Regions from separate parts of the Homo sapiens genome. Here region 2 is linked to region 1. The links are chromatin loops, found by intact Hi-C in ENCODE. Cell type or tissue: natural killer cell. All regions are shown on one strand. Links, peaks and the distances in the headings refer to the core of each region. The heading gives the core; the rest is flanking DNA. Region 1 overlaps KDM4B (lysine demethylase 4B). Region 2 overlaps KDM4B (lysine demethylase 4B).

Region 1 (12,037 bases), core at 5,582-8,081:
TTTGGTGAGACCGGAGCATTTGCCTGTGAGACCATCACGGCCCCAGAACCCCAGGCATTCTGGGGTTGTGAGTGACAGACGCAGCCAGTGGCTCTGTTCTCATCCCCAGGGCCTCGGGGCCGCTTAGGGCCTTCCCTGGGCTCCGCTGGCGGTACTGTCTGGTTTGGGTTTTCAGAGGAGTCTTGGCCTAAGGGCTTCCTGAGTCCACCATGGGAGACCTGGGCCTCCACCTCGGGGAGCCTGCCCTGCCCTGCCCTGCCCTCCTCTAGGTGAACCAGGGGCAGTGCCACAGCTGGGCTGATCCCAGGACCCCAGGCTCCCCTTTAGGTTGGGCTGAGGATTGGGCCACAGGAGTGGGCACCCCACTTCCTGGGGACAGCACCCCTGTGTCCACAGGAGATGCAGGGAGGGGACGTGGGGAGATTGGGGTGCGGCAGCTGGCAATGGAGGCCATTAGAGTTCAATGGGAACAGGCAACAGGTGGGAGAGAGACCGCCGCGGCTTCTCAGCAGCAGACCTGCCTTCCGGGAGAGTGTCCCCGTCACGCAGCTCTTCCTGGGGCGGGCTGCCTTGGCTTCCTAGCCCTGGTCACGGCCCCTCCTGACTCCCTGTCGCACTCCTCTGGCACCTCCCTTGAGTTCAGTGAGTCTGTGCCCACCTAAGACAGGAAGGACAGTGTCTCTGAGTCTCGGCTGGTCACTGCCGACGCCCCCACTCAGACTCAGACCCCAGGACGGGTGTAGGGCAGCCGGGGCAGGGCTGGGCACTGAGTTTGGCCAGTCCTTGGCCCAGAAGGCCCTGGGTGAGTGGACGGCTCTGGATGTCCAGGGAGAACCAGGTGTTGGGGGAGGGGCTCAGAGGAACCATGTTTGGGGGCTCTGGCCTCAGGTGGCAGTCAGCCGAGACAGACGTGTCCCCCTCCTGTTGATGGGATGGGACGCTGCAGTGTCAGCTTGATGGGCATTGTGGAGAATGGGGCAGCCAGGAGGCAGGTGGAGGGGGAGCTATGGGCCAGGGACCCTGTGGGCAGCCAGGGCTGTAGACCCGGGGCCATCCCCTGGGCAGTTGGGGTGATTCCTTGGACGAGTTTTTAGGGGGCTCAAGTGTCTCTCTCCCTCTCCCCTCTGTTCTTCTAGAGGCATCCCCTTTCTCCGGGGAGGAAGATGTGAGTGACCCGGACGCCTTGAGGCCGCTGCTGTCTCTGCAGTGGAAGAACAGGGCGGCCAGCTTCCAGGCCGAGAGGAAGTTCAACGCAGCGGCTGCGCGCACGGAGCCCTACTGCGCCATCTGCACGCTCTTCTACCCCTACTGCCAGGTGGGCAGGCGGGCCTCACGGGTCCCAGAGAACCCCAGGCAGGGGCGGTGGGAGAGGGCGAGGGACCGGGCACCCCACACGCCTCCCTCTCTCACGCAGGGCAGGGTGTTGGCCAGCACCCCGAGTTGTGAGGGCTTGTTCCTGACAGCCGTAGGCAGAGCCTGGTCTCTGGGTTTTATTGGAATGAAGCTTACTAACGTGCCCATGTGCAACATGAGCCATGGTGGATGGGGCAGAGGGAGGCTGCGGAGGCTCGGGGTCACTGCCCTCAGGGAGCGCCCGTGTCTGGTGGGCGCTGAGATGGGCCGGGTGGTGTGGGAGTGCAGTGAAGGCCCAGGTACACCACCTGGGTGGCCGGGCGGGGCTCCCGCAAACCCTGGCCTGTCTAGCTGAGCTGGGCACCTGGCTAAGGTCCTGTTTCTGGTGCTCTTTCCATGCTGGCCTCGCCTGTCCTCTGCACCCAGATGGGGAGCTGGCCTCTGCCCACGGCCATCCCAGGCATCAGCACCCAGCCCAGCCGTTTTCCTCGGATCTCTTAGATCCCCCCTTCTCTCTTCCCCTGGGCATGCAGCCTCCCCAGGACAGGACCTGGCCACATGCTTTGCACTCCCAGCTCCTAGCCCCATGCCAAGCATGTCCAGGCATCAGCAGAGCTGCCCTGGGTTGGGGACGTCACCCCCCAGGCCTGTGCGCCGGCCGGGTCTGGGTGGACAGAGCCAGGGAGAGTGCTGTGCCGAGGGTGGTGAGCCTGTCTTGGGGCTCTGCTGCTGGGAGCTGGATTTAGTGCTCTGGTTCCTGAGACAAACAAGACCTGACAGCCGACACCGTCTCCAGGCACTTGCTGTCCTTTGTGAGGCCAGAGAGGCTGCTGGGAGCCACAGGGCCTGGAATGCCACTTCAGACATGCGTCTTCCTAATTCCCCTTGCCAGGCAGAGTGTGGAGACTCGTTCATCACACACCACCCCCAGCATACCCCAGCGCCAGGGGCCACCCAGCACCAGGGGCCACACAGGCCAGCCTGAGCTCTGTGTCTGGATGCAACCCTCATGGGAAGGTCTTCGGCGGGTTGGGGACAGGGTCAGACAGTGTTTGGGGATCCTGACTTTCTGGAGGAGTGAGAAGAGGGGCCGAGGTGGCTCTGGCCATCTCCCCGACCTCCCCCTCCAGAGCCAGGGGGTGTCGAAGCCTGGGGCAGGTGCCCTGAGAGAGGTCCGCGCCGCCCGCCCGCCTGCCCCACACATGGCTCTGTCCCCTGAAGGTCGCCTCTCCCCTACAGGCCCTACAGACTGAGAAGGAGGCACCCATAGCCTCCCTCGGAGAGGGCTGCCCGGCCACATTACCCTCCAAAAGCCGTCAGAAGACCCGACCGCTCATCCCTGAGATGTGCTTCACCTCTGGCGGTGAGAACACGGAGCCGCTGCCTGCCAACTCCTACATCGGCGACGACGGGACCAGCCCCCTGATCGCCTGCGGCAAGTGCTGCCTGCAGGTCCATGCCAGTGAGTGCCACTGTGGGGCCCAGAGGAGCTGCGCCCTCCTTCAGGGTGTTGGTGGGGGTGCCGGTGGGGGCTCCATCCTCCCCTGCGGAGGGCCACACCGGCCCCTCTCCCCAGGCTGCACTTTCAGGGCCAGGGCAGGGGCCTCCCCCGGTGACTTCCTGCAATTTCTGACTTTCTCATCCTTCCCGTTGTGGTCCCACCATCTAGAGCAGGGGGAAAGGCTGTGGCCATGGAAGGGCTGGATGACCGCATGCCACCCTGGGGCAGGACAGGGCCTCCACCGCCCCCAGCATCCAGAAGATGCCAGTGCAGGCCCAGGTGCTGGCCTCTGGTGCCAGCCTCTGCGGAGGAAGCCTCTGCTCCAAGGGGCACTGGGCTCATCCCACCCTGTCCCTGACACCCAGAAGCTCACCCTAGGGCCAGAGCAAGAAATGGGCCAGGCACCCCGTCTCTCCGCAGGCTGTGTTCCCTGAGAATGGCTGTCTCTGCCAAGCAGCCTTTGGGGGCAAACATCCCTGCCCTTGACCTTGGCCCAGGCAGGGTTCCTCCTCACTGGCCCTCTGGACAGTTCTGCCGAGTCTTCTCCAAGGCCTGGGAGGCGACAGGAGGAACTCAGGCAGCCGCTACGCCTGTGATTTGTGGCTGTGGTTGAAACTGATGGTCACAGTGAGATTGCAGCGTGGTCAGGGCGTCTGATTTATCTCTGCTCTCAGGGACCCCTCCCCAGTCCTGAGGCTCGACCATGGTCACAGACAAGAAAATGGATGTCTGTCTCTTTCCCACGCACGGGGGGGCGGTGGCAGGAATTGGACTTTCAGGGAAGGAGGAGGGCTCTCTGGAGACGTTTAATTTTCTGTGCCCCTGGCAGCCATAGATCTGTGTCGGTTTCCTCCTGGCGGTGGCCTGCCTGGGGGCTCGCGTTGTCTCCTGGCTGGGAGGCTCTTCACTCTGCTTTGCTGGGCCTGGGTTTGAGATGTGCCCCCGGGGCAGATGGGCTCCCTGGGGGAAGGGTTGCCGAGGGTCCCAGGCCTGCCACAGCCGGGCCGCCCCAGCCAGGCTACCCCAGCAGACGCCCCCACCCCCAGCCGTGCCCACCACCCTGCTGCTCTGGAGGCAGTGAGGTCCCCGCCCCCAGCCTCTTCAGTGGGCCATCAGCACTGGCAGAGAGCCCCTTCCACACTGGGGGCAGTGATCCCCAGCAGAGGCAGAGCCCTGGGGGGCAGGCGGCACCCCTGCCCTCGCTCTGGGGGCATGATTCGGCCTTTTGTGCCCTTTCCCCATTTCCAGACCCAGGGCCACATCCCACAGTGAGTCTCCCTTGCGGCTTTGGCCTTTCTGGACATAGCAGGAGGAGCTGCTGTTGGGGGTGCAGACACCCAACAAGGAGGGGCCCTCAAGACACCACCAGGCTGAGCGCGGCAGACCCAGCTGGAGCTCAGGGTCCCTGCTTCCCCTCCTGCGTCCTCTTTCCACACAAGTAGCTTCCAGACCTTTCTCTCGCTCCACATGCAGTGGCCTGGATTGAAGCTCAGAGGGTGGGAACAGCACGCACCCTGAATGCTGCAGCTGCGTGCGGAGGCCTCGTCACTCCACATACGGACACTGGCCCCCAAGTTACCCGGCCCCTCCCCCTGAGTTTCACTCGGCTCCCCAAGTCTCACCTGCCCCCCAGATCTCAGCCAGCCCCCGCTGTCTTCCAGGTTGCTATGGCATCCGTCCCGAGCTGGTCAATGAAGGCTGGACGTGTTCCCGGTGCGCGGCCCACGCCTGGACTGCGGTAACTCGCTCCCCGCAGCGGGGGTGGTGCTCTGAGAGGCCTGGGCCCCGGCCCCACTCCAGTGGGGTGACTTTGGGGCGTAGTCTCCCCTCCGTGGGCCTGGGTTCCTTCACCTCTGCCCTGAGGGGGTGGAACCCAAGGGATTCCCACCCGTCACTTTGGTGGCTGCTAGGTTGAAATATAAGGGCCGTGGGCTGGGGACGGTTGGCAGATCAGGCCCCAAGCAGTGTGTGGGGAGCCTGCTCCGAGCCCTGCTCATCCAGGGCTGTCTGGTCTCCACAGGAGTGCTGCCTGTGCAACCTGCGAGGAGGTGCGCTGCAGATGACCACCGATAGGAGGTGGGTGGCACCGCGCGTTGGGGCTGGAGGGCCGGAGGGGAGCCTGCCCTGGGCTGAGGCTCTGCAGGGTGTGACCCCAGTGCCTAGGGGTTGACCATCACCTCCACATAACCGCCCTGTGTCATGGATGGGGTGGCCAGGGCTGAGGAGGAGCATACGCCTGCACCGACCTTCCTGAAGTTCCCCAGGCCCTGACCCAGCCGACAGCCACATCACGCCCAGCCCCTCTGTGACCAGCCCAGGTCCTCAGAGGCGCACCTGACCCCGCTGCACCTGCCCTCCCAGGTGGATCCACGTGATCTGTGCCATCGCAGTCCCCGAGGCGCGCTTCCTGAACGTGATTGAGCGCCACCCTGTGGACATCAGCGCCATCCCCGAGCAGCGGTGGAAGCTGGTAGGTCCTTGCGGTCGAGGCCCACCCTGCCCGTGCCTCTAGGGCTGCCGGCCATGCTCGGCTCCCCACCTGCGCGATCTGAAGCGGTCTTTCCTCCAAGCTCTGCGTCTCCATGGGGGTGGTGGGCAGCTTTCAGGAAGCCAGTGATCCCGACTTCAGCAGGTGTGTTATTTTTTGAATCCTTCCCCGAGGTGCAAGGTACAAAAATCAGAAGGCATCAAGGGTGGCAGAGATAAGCAGGCCCCGTCAGGTGTGGCCTTGGGGGCATCCTCTGCAGAATCGAGCACCCCATGCAGTTTCCACCTTCCCACAAAAGCAGAGGCACCGCACGTGCCCCGACACAACCGGGCTGTCTGATCTTTGCTGTTTTTCTAATAATTATAACAAGCCTGGGCAACACGATGAGACCCCATCTCTATAAAAAAAATAAAAAACACTAGCTGGGCGTGGTGGCACACACCTGTGGTCCCAGCTACTCGGGAGGCTGAGGTGGGAGGATCGCCTGAGCCCGGGATACCCAGGCTGCAGTGAGCTGTGATGGCACCATTACACTGCAGCCTAGACAACAGAGCCAGGCACTGTCTCAAAAAAAAACAAACAATTGTAACAATGCTTAGCGTGAGATCTGCCCTCTTAAGAAGCATCTGAGGTTCAGTACAGCATTCACCACGGGCCCAGTGGTGGGCAGCAGGGCTCTGCGGCCCGCTCACCCGTCCTGTATAACTGACACTTCACACGTGCTAAGCAGCAGCTCCCTCCGCCCACCCCAGCACCCAGCACTCTGCTTCTGTGTGTTTGCCTGTGTTATAGACCCCACGTGAGTGGGATTGTACAGTCTTTATTCTTCTGCGACCGGCTTCTTTCTTAAGAGACAGGGTCTCTCACTCTGTTACCCAGGCTGGAGTGCAGTGGTGTGATCACAGCTCTCTGCAGCCTCAAACTCCTGGGCTCAAGCGATCATCCCGCCTCAGCCTCCTGAGTAGCTGGGACCACAAGCACGTGCCAAAAAGTTAGGTTAACTCCCAATTTTTTTTTAAAAGATGGGGTCTCACTATGTTGCCCAGGCTGGTTTGGAACTCCTGGCCTTGAGATCTTCCTGCCTTGGCCTCCTGGGTAGCTGGGATTACAGGCGCGAGTGGTGTCTTTCATTTGGCATAGTTTCCTCAAGGTTCATCCACATTCATTCAACCCAAATATGGCAGGAGTTCCTTCTTTTCCTGGCTCAGTGATGTGCCACCATGTGGATGGACGACGTTGTGTTGATCCGGGCACCCGCCGATGTCTCTGCCTTCAGGCTGTTGTGGGTTGCGCCGCAGCGGATGTGGGAGTGTGGTTGTGGTTTGGAGATTCTGATGTCATTTCCTGTGGATACAGACCCAGCAGTGGGCTTGCTGGACCGTCGGGCAGCTCTGTTTTTAGCACTGGAGGAAACTGCTCTCCCTTGCGGCTGGACGGACTCCCATCCGCACCCCCCGGGTGCAGGGCTTTCCCCTTCCCCTCGTCCTCACTCACACCTACCTTTGACTTTTTTGTAGCAGCCGCCCTAGCAGGTGCGAGGTGGTCTCGCTATGGTTTGATTTGTGTTCTCCTGGCGGTCAGTGACGCTGGGCATCTTTGCACAGTCCTGTTGGCCATCTGCATGCCGTCTTTGGAGAAACGTCTGTTCTGCTCCTTCGCCCATTCCGTGCCTGGGTTGCTTGGCCTTTTGTGGTTGAGTTGGAGGATCTCTGCTGCTCCACTCTTGGTGCACATTGAGGCCCCCCGTAGATGCGCGCAGCCACCTTGGGCGTAGCGGGGCCTCATCGTGGGGGCTTGTGAAGCTTCCTCCTGCTCTCAGCAATGATGGCCCCCCTTTGGGGAACCCCTTGGAGCCACAGGGCAGTCAGGAGTGGTCAGTGCTGGCCACCAGCTGGCTGTGCACTTGGGACAGATTCCTCGACCTCTCTGTGCCTCGGCCGTCCCTTCTGTGCTGTGGGGTTGCCACAGTCCCCGCCATGCAGGGTTGCAGTGGTGTGAGCTGGGCCCACTCCCTAAAGCATGGACCACCCTGTCTGAGCACTAGCAGCTGCTCAGGGCTTGTCAAATCTGCAGCCTCGCTCCCCCAGGCCCCCAGTGTCACCTACTGCATTTGATCCACACAGTGAGAGCCTGTGGGGTCATCCTGCACTGTCTGTTCTGCAGGTGAGGAGCCTGGGGCCTGGAGGGGCTTGGCCGATCATGGCCTGGGCTGCAGCCCTGCAGGGCTGTCTGCTGCACACCCTGTAGCCCACCTGCGCACAAGGCACTTGGGGCTGTCCACGCCTGCTGGAAAATGACACTCAGCTGGCCCTTTAAATCAGCTTCCTGCAGAGCCTTGGGACCTGGCCCAGAAAGAAGATGAGGAGGCCAGGCCTGGTGGCTCATGCCTGTAATCCCAGCACTTTGGGAGGCCGAGGCGGGTCGATCTCCTGAGGTCAGGAGTTCGAGACCAGCCTGGCCAACATATGAAACCCCGTCTCTACTGAAAATGCAAAACTTAGCTCTGCATGGCGGGACGTGCCTGTGATCCCAGCTACTCGGGAGACTAAGGCGGGAGAATTGCTTGAACCTGGGCGGCGGAGGTTGCAGTGAGCTGAGATTGCGCCACTGCACTCCAGCCTGGGCGACAGAGTAAGACTCTGTCTCAAAAAAAAAAAGATGAGGAGAGCAAAATGCAGATGTTGCTGGGGCCGCGTCCCCACTAAGGGCTGTGCATGTGGCAGCGCTGATGGGGAGGACGCATTTGTCCCTGTGCACTCCGGCCTCTGCACACGTGTCTCGTGGGCCCCTGGAGGCTGGGCCCGCAGCCAGTAGCACCCAGCAGCGTCCTGCCTGCTTTTCCTGCCTGGTTTATCTTCCCAGCCGCGGACACAGTGCCTGGTGTTGACATTCAGGCTTGCGTGGAGGTGGGGCTGGAAGCAGACAGATCAGTCTGGCAGGGTGGGTCTGCTGGGGAGACCACAAGGGTGGGACTGATGCCGGCCACAAAGCCCGGGCTCCCATGCACTGGTGCGAGGTGCCCACGAGCCCGGCGGGCTTGGATGCCATGCTTGGAGCCCACAGGTGCTGGGCCACCTGGGCAGGGCTGTGCAGGCAGTCACAGAGGCTCATCTGGAAGGGGAGCCCTCTTTCCTTGTTCGTGGAGTGGAGTGTGCAGTGGGTCACGCCGGCCTGGCCGGGCACGGCCAGGCGATTAGGAAGCCGGCAGCCCGCGGGTGATGCTTCCGAGGCACCAGTGACTCAGTCCACAAACGTGGGCGTAAAAGGCCTCATGATTCAGGTGGAGTGATGGTGCGATGCGTGGTGCAGTGATAAGTCCTCCTGCCCGACGCCTTATGGATCATCTGACATTTCCAGAACGCAGCCTCTTCATTACCGGTGCTTGTAACGATGAATTAAAAATCCTTTTACACGAGGCCCGCTTGTACTGCTTAATGGGGCTTTGCAAGGAGGCGGCGGTTAATTCCTGCTCGCCCAACCGCCCAGCCACCTTCGCGGGCCACGGGCAGGCTGCAGGCATGGGGCACTCACTCCTGGTTACCCATCCGTCAGTTTGTCTCCAGGACTTCTCCAGCCACCGGCTCAGGGCTCCAGGCAGTCCTGGTGAGTCAGGGGGCTCCGGCTGGCCGCCCGCCTGGGCCAAGTTATCACCACGTTCTCAAGGCCGTGCTGCTGAGAAGCTTCTCACCTACCGGCTGGGCAGGTTCCTGGCAGCAGGCAAAAGCACCGGGAGCTCCCTGGAGGATCTGGGAGGTCTGGGAGGGGCTTGGGATGGGGGGAGGCGCCTCCAGGGCAGCAGGAGGGGTGGGCAGTTGCACCAGCTCTCTCCACTGCCCACAGTCCTGCCTGGAGGGGTAGGGCTCGGTCAGGAGGGAGGGGCTCTCTGCTCCTCAGGGGTTGGGGTTGTTTGCGAAAGCAGGTTGGTGGACAGCCACTGCGCCTCAGTGTGTGACAGGCTGAGGACACAGCTTCATGGGTGGTACCTAGCGGTGACCACCTGCTTCCTCCAGGCCGTGGTGCTCTGCAGACCTCTGAAGCCCACCCGCGTCGTCCTCACAGCCCTGTGGCCTCCGAGGAAGGACACCGAGCCGGGAACTTCGAACCAAACACCAGTGCCTGGGCCCTTCCAGGCCCCCCACGGGCCGTAGACCCTGACTCCCCGGCACACACTGGCCTGGGCCAGGCCAGCACTGGATGTGGGTCTTCAAACTGCGGCTCCCAGGAAGGGAGGTGACGGCCAAGAACGCCTGCCCGACCTCCTGTGGCCACAGCGCGTGGCGTGACTGGACCTCGCCTTAGTAGGGGTGGCTCTGGGCAACCTCGGCCCCAGGCACAGCTCCTGACAAATGGTCCCATGGGTCCGGGGGCACGCTTTTCACAACGTGGAGATGCAGGGTCATGGGCTGCCTGCTACCACGAGGCGGAAGGGGATGGTGCTGGGCACCAGCCTGCCCCGGGGCTGGGTTTCTCCTGGGCCTGGGCCGAGGGGTGGAGGCCTGTGGGTGACGTGTTCAAGACGGCTCAGCAACCCCACCTGACAGTGTCCAGGTGGGGCCTCTCCCCCACCCCCAGGCTCCCCAGGGAGCACAGCCTCCACTCCTACACACTGGCTACTCTGCCGGAGGGGGAGGCCGTGCTGGAGTGATGCCTGGCGCGTGTTGTGTGATGGGAGAATTGGGTATTTACAGTTTAATAACGAGATCTCGATGCCGTCGATCGGCCCTGCTCCAGGCCCTTGGCTTATCTGGCTTTTGAACGTGGTTTATAGAGTGGTGACGGTGCCGCTTATTAAATGCTTAGCTGGGCCTGGCGTGGGTGTGGCGGCCGCCAGGGCCCCGGTGCTGGCTCGGGCAGGTGTTGCAGCGGGAGCCTCAAGGGATGAAAGGTGGCTCTCCGGTGCTCCCTCCTCACCAAGGAGGCTTCTCTCAGGGCTTCTTATTAAAAGCCGATGTAAAGGACCTGCGCGATGGCTCACGCCTGTAATCCCAGCACTTTAGGAGGTCAAGGCGGGAGGATCCCTTGAGCTCAGGAGTTTGAGAGCAGCCTGGACAATATAGCAAGACTCCACCTCTACAAAAGTCAAAAATTAGCCAGGCATGATGGTTGCACCTGTGGTCCCAGCTACTCAGGAGGCTGAGGTGGGAGGATTGCTTGAGCCCAGGAGTTGGAGACCGCAGTGAGCTATGATCGCGCCGTGTGCTCCAGCCTGGGTGACAGAGCACCCAGGCTCAAAAAAAAAAAGAAAAAATCCTTCACTCTAACCATTCTAAAGTGTGCCACTCTATGTTTTTTAGTACATTCTGAGTTGTGCCAACTATCACACCGTCTAATTCCAGAACAGTTCATCACCCCATGAAGAATGGGCCCCATTACCAGTCGCTCCCATCCCCTACCCTGTGCCCACGAGCCCACTTCCTGTGTCTGGGGGTGGCCTGCCCTGGGGGTTGCAGAACACGGGGTCACATGGTCTGCACTCACCTCTGTGTCCCCAGGGCACATCTCTGTCGCCACGTGGTTCCTCTGGCTGAGCGACACCACGTGGGGCTCTTCAGTGTCTGTCCCAGCAGTCAGTGACACGCAGGGGGACGGGAGAGGACTCCCCGGGGGCTGATCTGTCCCAGCAGCCAGTGACATGCAGGGGGGATGGGAGAGGACTCCCCAGAGGCTGAGCAGCAGGAGGCTGGGTCAGTGGGTCTGGAGGGCTTGGCCAGGGAGGCTGCGGGCTCTGGGCTGTGGAGGGGAACCCTCACTGGGCAGAGCGCAGGGCCACTCCCGCGATGCCTCCCTTGAAGGCTGTGCCGGGAGGGGCCGGGGACTCCGTTCCAGGGTCCCTAGGGAAGCTCGAGCCCCATGCCCCTGCCTGTGTCCCCATCCCCAGAAATGCGTGTACTGCCGGAAGCGGATGAAGAAGGTGTCAGGTGCCTGTATCCAGTGCTCCTACGAGCACTGCTCCACGTCCTTCCACGTGACCTGCGCCCACGCCGCAGGCGTGCTCATGGAGCCGGACGACTGGCCCTATGTGGTCTCCATCACCTGCCTCAAGCACAAGTCGGGGGGTCACGCTGTGAGTGCCTGCCCGCCTCCTTGCCCCCAGCCCCTGGCTCCCGCCCCCACCGACACCCGCGCTGACCGCCCCCCACACCCTCCGCACCCTCCCAGGTCCAACTCCTGAGGGCCGTGTCCCTAGGCCAGGTGGTCATCACCAAGAACCGCAACGGGCTGTACTACCGCTGTCGCGTCATCGGTGCCGCCTCGCAGACCTGCTACGAAGTGAACTTCGACGATGGCTCCTACAGCGACAACCTGTACCCTGAGAGCATCACGGTGAGCTGTGGGGTGGGGCAGGGGGCGGGGGGAGGCTGGGAGCACAGCGACAACCTGTACCCTGAGAGCATCACGGTGAGCTGTGGGGGTGGGCGGGGGGAAGCTAGGAGTGGCCTGACTCCAGATCCCTTCATGGGGTCCCCTTGTCCTCAGGGCCCCAGGCCCCTTCAGGAAAAGCACCGCTCACTGTTCAGCAGAAAGCGACCCGCAGCCAGGGCTCTGCACCGCCCCGCTACCCCGGGCCCCCGCAGCCAGCTTTGGGGCTTCAGGCAGAGAACCTCACTTGCCAGCGCGGAGAGGGTCTAAAACCCAGCGACAGCCCCCAGCGTAGTGTGGCCAGGACCTCACCTCCCACCTCTTCTCCCTGCAGA
Region 2 (12,037 bases), core at 5,603-8,102, 61 kb before region 1:
CGTTTGCCCTTGTTCTGCTGGGACCCAACCTGGACACCTTTGGCAAATGTCCTCACTGGTGATGCCACCAGCTCGCGTTCATGTGCTCCCTGGGGACTCTTGGGAAAGAAGGGGTTTGTCATAGAGGGTCCCAGCATGTGCCTGAGGGAGTGCCAGATCCTCAGGTTGTGGGATACTTGGAAACAAGTCAGACAGCTGGAGACACCCGGGATGGGGCCACCCTGAGCTCCCCTGACCACCCAGCCCTGAGGCACTTGGGCAGGGTCCCCATGTCAGCGCCGGCATCACAGCACAACAGGGGTGCAAGTTTCATGACACCTCACTGCTCCTAAGTGCCTGGAGAGTCATGAAAAGACACAGCTGGCTAAAGCAGTTCCTCCCTCCCGCTGGTCCATTCCCAGCTGCTCAAGAGCTGGCTCCTCCGCATTGGCAGGTGGACAGCTTGGGGTGCGTGAGGGGTGAGGGTCAGTGAGGGCCCGTTGTTCCTCTGACAGCATTGAGAGGGCCCTGTCCGAGCACCCCGCCCTTCAAGGACGGCGTCAGGCAGCTCAGCAAGCGACAGCCACAGCTTTTCCAGGAGCTCTCACCCAGCCTCAGTACAGGCTCCCGGGACTGCCTGGTTGCTGTCCTCTGTCCCTTCCAAACCTTCGAGCCAAAGGACGCCCGCCACATGCTCTCTTCCCCCTTCCCATGGGCTTTTGGCTTTGGAGATGGGAACTGTCAGTCTTTCTAGGGAAATAAGGGTCTCCTGTCCCAGAGACTGCGCCAGGAGTCACGTGGCTGTGCAGGAAATGTTGCCCAAGCGCGGCAGATTCGGTGGTGGGGACGGAGGGGAAGGGAGTCCTTGGGGAGTGGGCTGGGCCCTCTCCTGGCATGTGCTCTCCTGGCTTCTGGACTGAGGGCTTTGCTCTTGGTATTTTTGAGCGTTTCTATTGGAAACCTGGACCCCTTTCTTAGGCACAGGTGAATCCTGGTCTTAGGAGCACGCTTCTGGTAGTAGAAATTCTGCAGTCACAGACAGGCCGTAGCAAAGGTCCAGCTCACTTACATACTAAAGCTGTGAAAGAAAAGCTAGATTAAAGCATTTCTCCCATTGTATGTTTTTAATACCAATTTCCAAAACAAATTTGAAGACATAAGCTAAAGAAACATTCCCCATGTTGTATTAGCATCCTGAGGCTCCTGTAACAAATGACCACAGAATTAATGGCTGAAAACAACACACGTTTATTCTCTCACCGTTCTGGAGGTCAGGAGTCTAAAATGCATGTTAAGGGGCTAAAACCCAGGTGCAGGCAGGGCCAGTTCCATCTGGAGGCACCAGGGGAGAACCCACTTCCCGCCTTTTCCAGTGTCTAGAGGCCGCCCGCATTCCTTGGCTCGGTCCCAGGGGAGAACCCGTTTCTGCCTTCCCTTCTCCAGCATCTAGAGGCCACCTGCATCCCTTGACTTGGGCCGCATCACTCCAGCCTCTGTCTCTGGTCTCCTCACTTTCCTCTGCTGTAACCAACAGTCCCTCTGCCTCGCTGTTCTGAGGACCCATGGAATGACATCGGATCACCCGGATAGCCAGGGTGCTCCCCCACCTCAAGATCCTTAACTCGATCCCATCTGCAAAGTCCCTTTCAGCATGGAAGGTACCACACTCACAGGTCCCAGGGGTTAGCATGTGGGTGCCTTGGAGTTCCATTTTTCAGCCAGCCACACTTAGAAAGCCACTGAAGAAAACCTCACTGAGCGGTCAGGGAGCACCTGTGGGCTCCTTGTCTGCTGCAGGCATGACACCCCACACCTCTGTCGTCCACACGGCAGTACCTCTCTACTGCCACAGGGCAGGGGATGCAGGCGCAGCCTGGGGAGAGCCAGCAGCCCCGGTGGGGAGCAGGCTCTAGGCTCCGCAGTCTGTACTGGAGCTGGGCTTCACCCAGGCGGGCCCCTCCTGGTGCTCTCTGGTGCCCAGATCGAGAGGGCCACCCCATCCTTGCCAGCCACTTCTCCCCCTCCATATTTAACTGAGACTACAGTTAGCCACTGTCCCCTCCCTTCTCACCCAGTGTGACTTTTGCATTAGAAAAGCAGAGGTTGACAGGAGCCTGCTGGAGAGGCCACAGGCAGGATCTGGTGAGGCCACCCCTGTCCCCAAGCACTGCCACATCCCCTCTCCCTGGAATGTGACCAGTTCTACCCTGAGGCCAGGCCAGGCACCTGGAGGGCTGGTTTGGTTTCTAAGTGTGCAGAGGGCTCAGTGCCTGGGCTGGGTGAGGGGGAGCCAGGGAAGAATTAGTTCTTGGTGGTGCTTTCACAGGGGTTCTTAGAAAGTATGGACTCTGGCCAGGTGCAGTAGCTCACACCTGGAATCCCAGTGCTTTGAGAGGCTGACGTCAGAGGATTGCTTGAGCCCAGGAGTTCAAGACCAGCCTCAGGAACATAGTGAGACTCTGTCTCTGTAAAAATTAGCTGGGCGTGGTGTTGTACATCTGTAGTCTCAGCTACTCAGGAGGCTGAGGCGGGAGGATAGCGTGAGCCTGGGAAGTCAAGGCTGCAGTGAGCTGTGATGGAGCCACTGCACTTCAGCCTGGGTGACAGAGTGAGACCCTAGTCACCCTTCAGCAGGGCAGAGCAGCTTCTAAAATTCTGGGAGCCAGCCTGGCTGTGAACCCCGAGGAGGGTCAGGAAGGTTGTGGGATGTGTCAGATGCCTGCAGCTGCGTGGAAACACCTTGAGTCCCCTGTGGCCTCTGGCTCAGGGCCCTGCCCTCCCCTCTGGAAGGCAGCTGGGGGCAGGATGGGGCACTAATGGGGAAAGCCTACCCGACCCCCCTTGTGTTCCTAGGTGCCCCTCCCAGACTCTTTTTGGGGCAGGCGATGTGTTCCATCGTTGGGACGGTGGAAGGGGTGTGCGAGTAATATGGAAAATGAATAGCTGTGCTCCAAATGGGCTCACCGGGAGAGTTGTGGAGCCTATGGAGAGAGCATTAATGTGCTGGCGCCTTATTGGTGCTAATCACTTAAAATGTGCGCCTTTGTTAGAGCTTTAATGAGAGCCACTTAAACTGTGCATTAAAAAGAGGAACTGCGGAGAGGCCGCCGGCAGGCCGGGCGGCAGGCAGTCATCATTCTCGTTGAAATGCTTTTAGTGTGGAGAAAAGTTGCTGGATTCGGCAAACCCCTGTACTTTGCAAAACCTCACCGTGGTGTCTGCGTGGCTGGGTGTCAGCAGAAGCACCGTGGCCCCGCTCTCCCGCCTCCCCGTGCGCCTGGGCCTCCGTGTGCTGGTGCTCTCGCACACAGCTGTGCCGCCTTCCACCAATGACCCAATGGGTGTGTGTCCCGTCCTGGAGGCGCTTGAGGTCTGTGCAGGCTTCTAGAAGGGCCCTCGGGCTGGCCGAGGCTGTTGGTCAGTCCTGGCAGGAGGTGGACGCCTGTGGGCTTCCTGTCTGCTGCAGGCGTGACACCCCACACCTCTGTCGTCCACATGGCAGTACCTCTCTACCGTCACAGGGCAGGGGACGCAGGCGCAGCCGGGAGAGAGCCGGCAGCCCTGTTGGGGAGCAGGTCCTAGTCTCCGCAGTCTGTGCTGGAGCCGGGCTTCACCCGGGAGTGCCCCTCCTGGTCCACATCTGACCCCCGTCCTCCTGCCTCCTGGGCCGGCCTCCTGCCCGTTGCCACTTGCAGAGTGGGTGGTGGAGCAGGAAGTGCCCGAGATGAGGCGGTAAGTCCCCTCCCTGAACTGCTCTTCCTGGCTTGGGCCCGTCTGGCTCCCCTGGTGTTGGTTCCGGGGGCCCGGCTGCTTCAGGGAAGTCCCTTTGGCACAGGGATTGTGTTGCACACTGAGGGGCGTGGGCCTCAGCAGCTGCTGCCGGGAAGCCGGGGCATCCTTACCTTACCCGCCAAATGCACGGGTCTTCACCTTGTGATTTGGAAACATTCCTGAACTGTGCTAATTAGGAAGCTTGGTTTATTTTTTATTTTTATTTTTATTTTTGTAGAGATGGGGTCTTGTGATGTTGGCCAGGCTGGTCTCCAACTCTTGGCCTCAAGAGATCCATCTACCTGCCTCGGCCTCCCAAAGTGCTGAGATTCCCTGTGTGAGCCACCGCGCCCAGCCTGGCTGTGAGGTTTGTGAAGGCGCCAAGCTGCTGGTGTGAGTGCCTGTTTCCCAGGCGCTGCTTTAAGTCAGCTGCAGAGCGCACTCCTAGACAGACAGCCCCACACACATGTACGCAGCCCACCATGCTGAGCACGGCCCAACAGGAAGAGGTTGTGAGCTCTGACCACAGCTCGGGGTCAGGCCCACTCTGCCACTTCCTGGTGGTGCTGGGGCCGAGGGTGAGTCAGTTGGTGGCCCGGGCCTCGATTTCCTCACCTGTGCAGTGACAGTGAGGACACCCGCTGTGCTGTGTGGGGGGGCAGGTGCACAGTCTCATTCATGGCCTTGAAAGCAGGTGCCCAAGGGGGAGGCAGCACTGCTAACTCCTCACCGTCCCTGGCTGGTCTGGTTCTAGAACATCAGCTCCGAGAGGAGAGCGGCCACACTGCGTCCTTTCCCCAGGGTCGTGCTCTCTCGTTGACTGAGTGACGAGAGCGGCCACACTGCGTCCTTTCCCCAGGGTCGTGCTCTCTCGTTGACCGAGTGACGAGAGCGGCCACACTGCATCCTTTCCCCAGGGTCGTGCTCTCTCGTTGACCGAGTGACGAGAGCGGCCACACTGCGTCCTTTCCCCAGGGTCGTGCTCTCTCGTTGACCGAGTGACGAGAGCGGCCACACTGCATCCTTTCCCCAGGGTCGTGCTCTCTCGTTGACTGAGTGACGAGAGCGGCCACACTGCATCCTTTCCCCAGGGTCGTGCTCTCTCGTTGACTGAGTGACGAGAGCGGCCACACTGCATCCTTTCCCCAGGGTCGTGCTCTCTCGTTGACTGAGTGACGAGAGCGGCCACACTGCGTCCTTTCCCCAGGGTCGTGCTCTCTCGTTGACTGAGTGACGAGAGCGGCCACACTGCATCCTTTCCCCAGGGTCGTGCTCTCTCGTTGACCGAGTGATGAGAGCGGCCACACTGCGTCCTTTCCCCAGGGTTGTGCTCTCTCGTTGACCGAGTGACGAGAGCGGCCACACTGCATCCTTTCCCCAGGGTCGTGCTCTCTCGTTGAATGAGTGATGAGAGCGGCCACACTGCGTCCTTTCCCCAGGGTTGTGCTCTCTCGTTGACCGAGTGACGAGGGCGGCCACCCTGTGTCCTTTCCCCAGGGTCGTGTTGTCTCGTTGACCGAGTGACGAGAGCGGCCACGCTGCGTCCTTTCCCCAGGGTCATGTTGTCTCGTTGACCGAGTGACGAGAGCGGCCACACCGTGTCCTCTCCCCAGGATCGTGCTCTCTCATTGACCGAGCGACTGTGTGGGCTGTGGTCTGGTGGATTTTGTCTGGGGAGGTCGGAGGAGAAGTCTCTGCATAGCCGTGCCCTGTGAGGGACCCAAGTGTATGCCATGGGTGGGCACCTTGTCACACAAGTAACCCTGGTCCTTCCCCTGGTGAGGAGGCCCTTGGCTGCCCCTGCTGCTGGGCAGAGACGAGACCAGGCATCTGCTCACATGGTCACTGCGCAGAGGCCAGAGGGTGTCACCACTGTCTGCCACCTGCAGAGCTCACAGCAGGGCACTATGGGGCGGCTCCTGCGCATCTCCTTCCCCCCGACCTGCAGGCACTGGGGCCCTGAGAACCAAGGGCAGATCTGGGCCGTGCTCTGTGCTCCCACACGCCCGCTCTCCATGGGAGGAAAGAGCCAGCCTGCCCAGAGGGCAGCATCCTCGCTGACCCCGGCCGGCTGTGGCCCAGGAGACTGACGTCTGTCTTTTCGGCCCTAGGCTTCTTCCCCGGGAGCTCGCAGGGCTGCGACGCCTTCCTGCGGCATAAGATGACCCTCATCTCGCCCATCATCCTGAAGAAGTACGGGATCCCCTTCAGCCGGGTGCGTACGGGTGGGGCCTGCACGCCTGTGGGTGAAGTGGGTACCGGGTCCAAGCCCAGGTGGCCGCACATACCCCAGGAGATAAGCTGTTTAACCCTGGAGAAGTTTCTAGAACAGTGATTAGCATGCCAGAGGAGGGCCGCATGGCTCAGCAGTTAGCCTCCAGCTCTTCCACGGGGAAGCGAAGATGGCAGAGCTTGAATCTGGCGGGGTGTTAACCTCCCCTCCCAAACCAAACCAAAACTTCCTCCTGGGTGTGGCCATCAGAGGCCCCTCCGCAGGGGCTGCAGGGGTGGAAGGGCAGGGGCAGGCCCTGCTGACCTGGCAGGAAGCTGCCAAAGAAACAGAGGGCAGGGCCCCTCGTCCCGTGCAAGGTGGGAACCTGGTTCCTACCGCCCCAGGCCACACCCTAAGTCTCAGGCACCCCCACGGCCCATGTCACCCGGCCGTGGAGAGAACTGCCTGTTTAGAAGTGACATTTCGGGCTCTCCTGCACCGTGAAGACTGTGAACTCATTCAGTTCACTGCTTCAGGGGCTGCTGGTGGAGGCTGTGATGGAGGAGACCTGAGGCCGGGGGGTGGGGCCTCCCTACACCTGATTTGATGGACAGCTGGGGTTTGGTGTCCCAGGAGCAGAGCAGGCTGTGCTCAGGGTCCAGCTCAGCAACTGCACCCACTCGAGGCAGTTCCTTCCCCATGGAGAAGCCTTTGTCCATGGGAGAGTCTAGGCCTGTGTCCCCAGCTCTGTCCAGGTGAGAGGCACGTGCCAAGAACCTGCAAGGCAGGTCTGGGCCGCAGCCCAGCTCATGAGGTTCCACGGGAAGAGTGATGTGCAGGCTCGGGAGCGTGCTCTGTGGTGAGGCCCTGAGTGTCAGCCAGCCGGAAATTGCTTGTGACATTTCAATCAAACCGCCAAAGCATCAGCTCACACATCGGGGATCCGCTCTTCCTGGCGGGGCTGCAACCCAGAGGCCGCCTCCCAGCCGCTGCAGGCATTCATCAGACAGCACAGATCTCGCTCGGAGAAGTGCGCATTTCCGGCCTTTCCTCTTCTCCCCCGTCTTCTGGTTGGAACATCATTCAGTACCAGCAAAACCAGACAGATCACGGCATTGCTCAGGGAAGTGAGAAGTACTGATTTTCTGGCTGGTTTGTCTAAAACCTTCTCCAAAGTGGTGCTTCCTGGAGGGGGGTGCCCATCGAAGGGGTGGGCAGGCAGTGAGTGGCCTGGACTCCCAGGTCAGCATCTGTATCGCACTGCAGTTTATCTGTAAAGTTCCTGAACCTGAGCCAAAGGTGGCTCACCACCAGCCTCAGAGCGGCTGCTGGCACCATGCATGGTAGCAGGCGGGGTCCAGGCAGTACGGCTGCGCTCCCCAACACCGCCAGCTGGTTGCTGGGGCCGGGCGCCAGTTTCTCCAGAGGCTGCCACAGTGAAGGCCCCTGTCCCACTGCAGCGAACAGCACCCTGTGCCGCCCGGCCTGGGGACCGTCCTTCAGCCTCTCAGACGCCATGGGCTTGAGATGAACGTCCCTTCCAGACAGCAGCGTGGGTCCCCTCATCTGAATTCCTGGCAGCCTTCAAACAAGTGACTCCCCACACTCCCCTTATAAATCTTTGTAATGGTATTTACTTCTAGGAGAAAAAGCCGATCAATAGCAGAGCTTTTTAATAATTAAAAGTGTGTACTTCTGTAATCTGCCATTGACTCCCTCATTTATTCTGCAAGAGCTCGCAGAGGAAACCGAGTTCCGGGCTTTCTCCGTGCCTGGTGTCTGGGGCCGCGTCCTGTCACCACTGATGACTTTGCCGCAAAGCCTATTCATCATCCCAACGCCTTCTAATTGATTGTTGGATAATGTTGACAGCAGTGACACAGGGGACAGACACCGTGAGTGTGGAACGAAGCCACCAGGATGCAGGTTTTCTCGCAGGAACATAATCTTCTTGTCCTAACCGAGCACATTTTCTCTTCTAGGCCTTGGTTCATAGGAGGGCTGGGGGAGTGAGGTCCTTACACTGTGAGAGCTTGGCTCTCTGCTGCCATCACCCCCATTCAATCTTGGCATTCCGGGGGCCCAGCTGGATCCCTGAAGGCTCTGAGTCTGATGTCTGCCTGACGCATGCCTGCAGGCCTGGTTCTCCAGGGGAGAGACAGGGAGCCGTCACTTGGCCTTAGAGCAGGTGGTCAGGGAAAAGCCTTTCCGAAGCCGGCTCAAATAGGATAAAGGAATCAGTAATGGCATTTACTTTACTTTCTTAACTTTTCTTTTTTTCTAGAGATGGGGTCTCACTCTGTTGTCCAGGCTGGTCTCAAGCTCCTGGGCATAAGTGTTTCTCTTGTCTTGGCCTCCCAAAATGCTGGGATTACAGGTGTGAGCACCATGCCCGGCCCAGTAATTAGGTTTTTTTTTAAAAAGCCCCAAACCTTAATTTTATTTGCCCCTCATTTCACGGAGCTCCCAGCGTAGTGGGGAGAAGCTGGCCCAGAGAACCCCACGTCCTGCACAGTGAGGGCCAGCCCTTGGGGACCCCATGTCCTGCACGGCGGGGGCCAGGCCCTGGGGCCACGTGTGTTCCCCCCCCACCCCTATTTTCTGCCGCGTGCTCGTTCTGCTGCACGTGGCTGTCACTTGAATGGGAATTTAAAAATATAACTTAATGCACACTGACTTCCCTTGATTGGTGCAATTAATTATTTGAAAAGAAAAATATCACAGTGTTCTTAAGGACTGGCATTTTTCCAAGCTGTGTCAGTTTTGATTGATGTCTGACGCCGTGGCTGGCTTCTGAAAGCCTCACCAGTTCTGATGGCTTATTGGCGACTTCAGTGTATCCAGCAATCTCTGCTCATCTTTCTGGGGGAATATATAATGATCAGCAGGCCTGAGAACTCCTACAAATCAGAGATAAGAAAACAAATGGCCCGATGAATTCGGCGTGAGGGGCTTGAGCAGACGCGTTACGAAGGAGCTGCAGGAACGAAAGCCATGGTTCAGTGCCCAGCATCGGTAGAAGTCAGAGGCAGCCAGCTGGGAGACACCGCCAGCCCCAGGACGGCCACGTCAGAACACCGCCACCAGATGCCAGTGAGGAGGGCGCAGCTGCACGCTGCTCCCAGCCGGGGTGGATGCAGGGCGGTGCCATGGCCATGGAAAACCGTTCGGCATTTTCTTGGAAACGGAAGCATGTACCCTGTGCCCCAGCGATGCCACTCTGTGCATATTTACTCAGGAGAAATGAAAACATATGTCTCCAGAAAGATTGGTACATAAGTGTTCTTAGCAGTTTTCTTCACGAGAGCCCCAAACTGGAAACAGCCCGCACGTCCATCAACAGGAGGATAGATAAATAAATAACCATAGATCCACGCGCAACCGAGTACTGTTTAGAAATGAAAAGGAGCGGTCGCCTGGTGCACAGGACAGTGGGAACAAATCTCAGAAACGCACGCCAGGTGGAAGACAACAGGCACGTGTCCCTGCCGTACAACGCCATTCATGTGAACCACTAGGAGGGAACGAGGTCTGTGGTGACTGAGAGCGCGTGCGTGGTTCGGTGGGGATGGCCTGGTAGAGGGCTGGTAGGAGGGGTGCCTGGGGGCCCGGCATGTTTTGTTCCTGTCTGGATCAGTGGTTACGCCCAGAACTCCGAGCAGCCTGTGATCCCTGCGTTTTACTGGATGTTAAATAAAGATGAGGAGCCCACTTGACTTCAAGGATTCTAGTTCATGAGCCTCAGTTTCCACGTCTGTGGATTGGGCCCACAGCCCCACCTCCTAGAAGCCCTTGGCCTGAGCCCCGGGGTGCAGCAGGTGGGAGCCATCACTCCAAATTTGTTGTTGATCTTTCTGGATGGTCGTCTTTCAAAGGCTTTATCAACGGGCTTAGCAGTGAGCAGGGAGTGGGGGTCAGTGTGGCCATCTCGAGTGTCCCCAGAGTGGGGAGGGTTCCTAGGGCACAAGGCTGTAGCCCCCCAGCCCTGGTAGGCAGCCCTGCCTTTTCTTCCAGACCTTGGGGTGGCTGTTGGGAAACCTTGGGTCTGGGGTCATTGTGGGCCCCACCCCAGCCACGCACGCCTCGGCTCCTCAGTTTAGGGGGTCCTGCTTCAGAGACCTGCAAAGTCGAATGGGCCGAACATCCGAATTGGACCTGGGTCTGGAAGCATTGGCCCGCTCTCCAGGGTGCTGATCTGTGGTGTCAGGTCATGCCCCCGGTGTGCAGATATTTCTGGATCTCCATGACTTCATGGAGATCCCCTTGTTGAGATACAATTGAAAGATGGCTTGGGATGGCGGCGTGTCGCAGGCCCCTTCCTGGCGTGTTTTGCGCGTGCAGTGGTGGTTCCTTTCTCATGCGAGGGCAGAAGGTGTCCTGAGCGCGTGCAGTGTCTTGTCTTCAGAGCACTCTAAAGCTGCTGTCAGCACCACCCGCCCCGAAACCAGCCCCAGCTGCTTCAGGACATGTCACAGTGACTGTGAGTGTGACTCAGCCACCTCCAAAGCAGGAGGCCCCCATCGCTCCCCATGAAGGTCCGGCTGGAGACACCCCCACGGGCATTGTGTCCAGCCACGGCTCCATCTGCGGTTCTCCCACTGGGGTGATGCTGACGGCCGCCTTGGGGCAGGGCAGGGGCTGCTGGGGCTGGAGGGGCCCGGCTGAGCCGAGTGGAGGTTGCAGAGCTGTGGCTGCGGCTGCTCACTATGTCCTTCATGAGCCGCGTGGGAAATGGGCTGGAGCCCTGGAGCCCCTGGAGCCGCTGGATCACCTTTGACTTTGTGAAACCCCCTTGGCTCATAAGCCAGGCTCCCTGGCACTTGCTGGGAAGTGCCCACGTCCCATCCCCTGGTGCGCCTCTGGTGGCCCTGCCCTCACCTGTCTCCTTTCCCTCTGCAGATCACGCAGGAGGCCGGGGAATTCATGATCACATTTCCCTACGGCTACCACGCCGGCTTCAATCACGGGTTCAACTGCGCAGAATCTACCAACTTCGCCACCCTGCGGTGGATTGACTACGGCAAAGTGGCCACTCAGGTAAAAGCTTGCCTGCTGGGAACGGGTCCCAGCAGGGCGGGAGGAGGCTCTTTTTTGCCTCTGCAGCCACACGCCCATAGCTGGTCCAGCAGCCGTTTCGCTCAGCCCAGGGCCTGGGCTCTCAACCAGGGTCTGATTCTGGGCTCCTCAGAGAGCTTTTGCCCAGAACGCTCCTTACCTCGAAGACTGGAGAGGAGGTGGGCAGGTCGGGTGGACGATGGTGGCCCAGGGCCCATCTCCAGCGAGTTCCATACACCAGTTATCCCTCGGCCTGCGTGGGCCTCCTGGGCATGGCCGGCTGCTCGGGTCTAGGGGTTGGGGTGTTTCCTCCACCAGCACCATTGTCCCCCCTGCTGGCTGGCTCCTGGGCATCTCCTGGCCATCATGGTCCTGGGGTTGGGTTGTTTGCTGACATCTCTCTCCTGGGGGCCGCTTGGCCAGGCAGGAGCCCACTCAGGCATCTGCCCCCCTCCCTCCCTGCTCCCCTGTCAGTGGCAGTCCCCCAGCTCCCAGTGCCTGGGTGCTTCCTGCTGGTGGGGTCCCTGGAGGTCACGGTGAGCTTAGCATGCCCGTGGGAAGACTCACAGTGAGTGGCCCTTGCTTGATTTTTTTCTGGTGATTCTCGTTCCTGGTCTCAGAAGGCCGATTATTGGCCAGCAATTGGCGTCTGAACTGAGCGCTTGTTCCCCACTCTCCTAACGCCACGTACAGCCATCTGTGTGGCTGTTCTCGACCATGCGGAGGGTGTGGGAGGCTACTGGATGGATAGGAAGCCCACAAGAGCTGCTGCTGGGCACGGGTGGGACGGGGTCGCCTTGGCTGGCCACCCCCTCCCCCATGGTCTCTGCCTTGGGGTCCCAGTGACGGGGACGTGGACGGGGCTTATGAATCCTAAGCCTCAGAAAGGGGAGTGTGGGACCCGGGAAGGGAAGCAGCTAGGAGGCCGTCTGGGCATCACAGGTCTAGCCCTTTCCTGGCTGCCTGTCTGGAGCTGGGGGCTGGGGAGCCTCCTCCCAGGGCTGTCCCTGAAGTCCCCTG

Evidence for each region. A loop is a pair of places that touch in the nucleus more often than their neighbours do. Peaks named below come from ENCODE experiments on the same cell type or tissue, not always from the same donor. Only the 100,000 strongest peaks of a DNase experiment are listed, where the experiment ranks them.
Region 2: a loop joins it to region 1, with 2.5 times the contacts of the local background. A loop is called at or near these places in 6 of 110 quality-filtered maps.

The regions. Positions count from the first base shown.
Region 1 is chr19:5,132,747-5,144,783 of GRCh38, forward strand. KDM4B (lysine demethylase 4B) reads left to right here. Exons shown (of 23, transcript NM_015015.3): 14 at 1,137-1,315; 15 at 2,593-2,815; 16 at 4,516-4,592; 17 at 4,875-4,930; 18 at 5,216-5,324; 19 at 11,221-11,406; 20 at 11,502-11,666; 21 at 12,037. Among named protein-coding and RNA genes, the nearest start is that of PTPRS-AS1, 39 kb to the right of the region's middle. RefSeq lists enhancers at 4,496-4,997, 4,998-5,497, 6,520-6,619. In natural killer cell, for the core only: no CTCF peak of the experiment used is centred there; a DNase peak (open chromatin) is centred at 6,655.
Region 2 is chr19:5,071,506-5,083,542 of GRCh38, forward strand. It overlaps KDM4B (lysine demethylase 4B), which reads left to right. Exons shown (of 23, transcript NM_015015.3): 8 at 5,862-5,965; 9 at 10,862-10,999. Among named protein-coding and RNA genes, the nearest start is that of PTPRS-AS1, 100 kb to the right of the region's middle. RefSeq lists an enhancer at 11,913-12,037. In natural killer cell, for the core only: no CTCF peak of the experiment used is centred there; a DNase peak (open chromatin) is centred at 6,906; H3K27ac peaks cover 600 bases.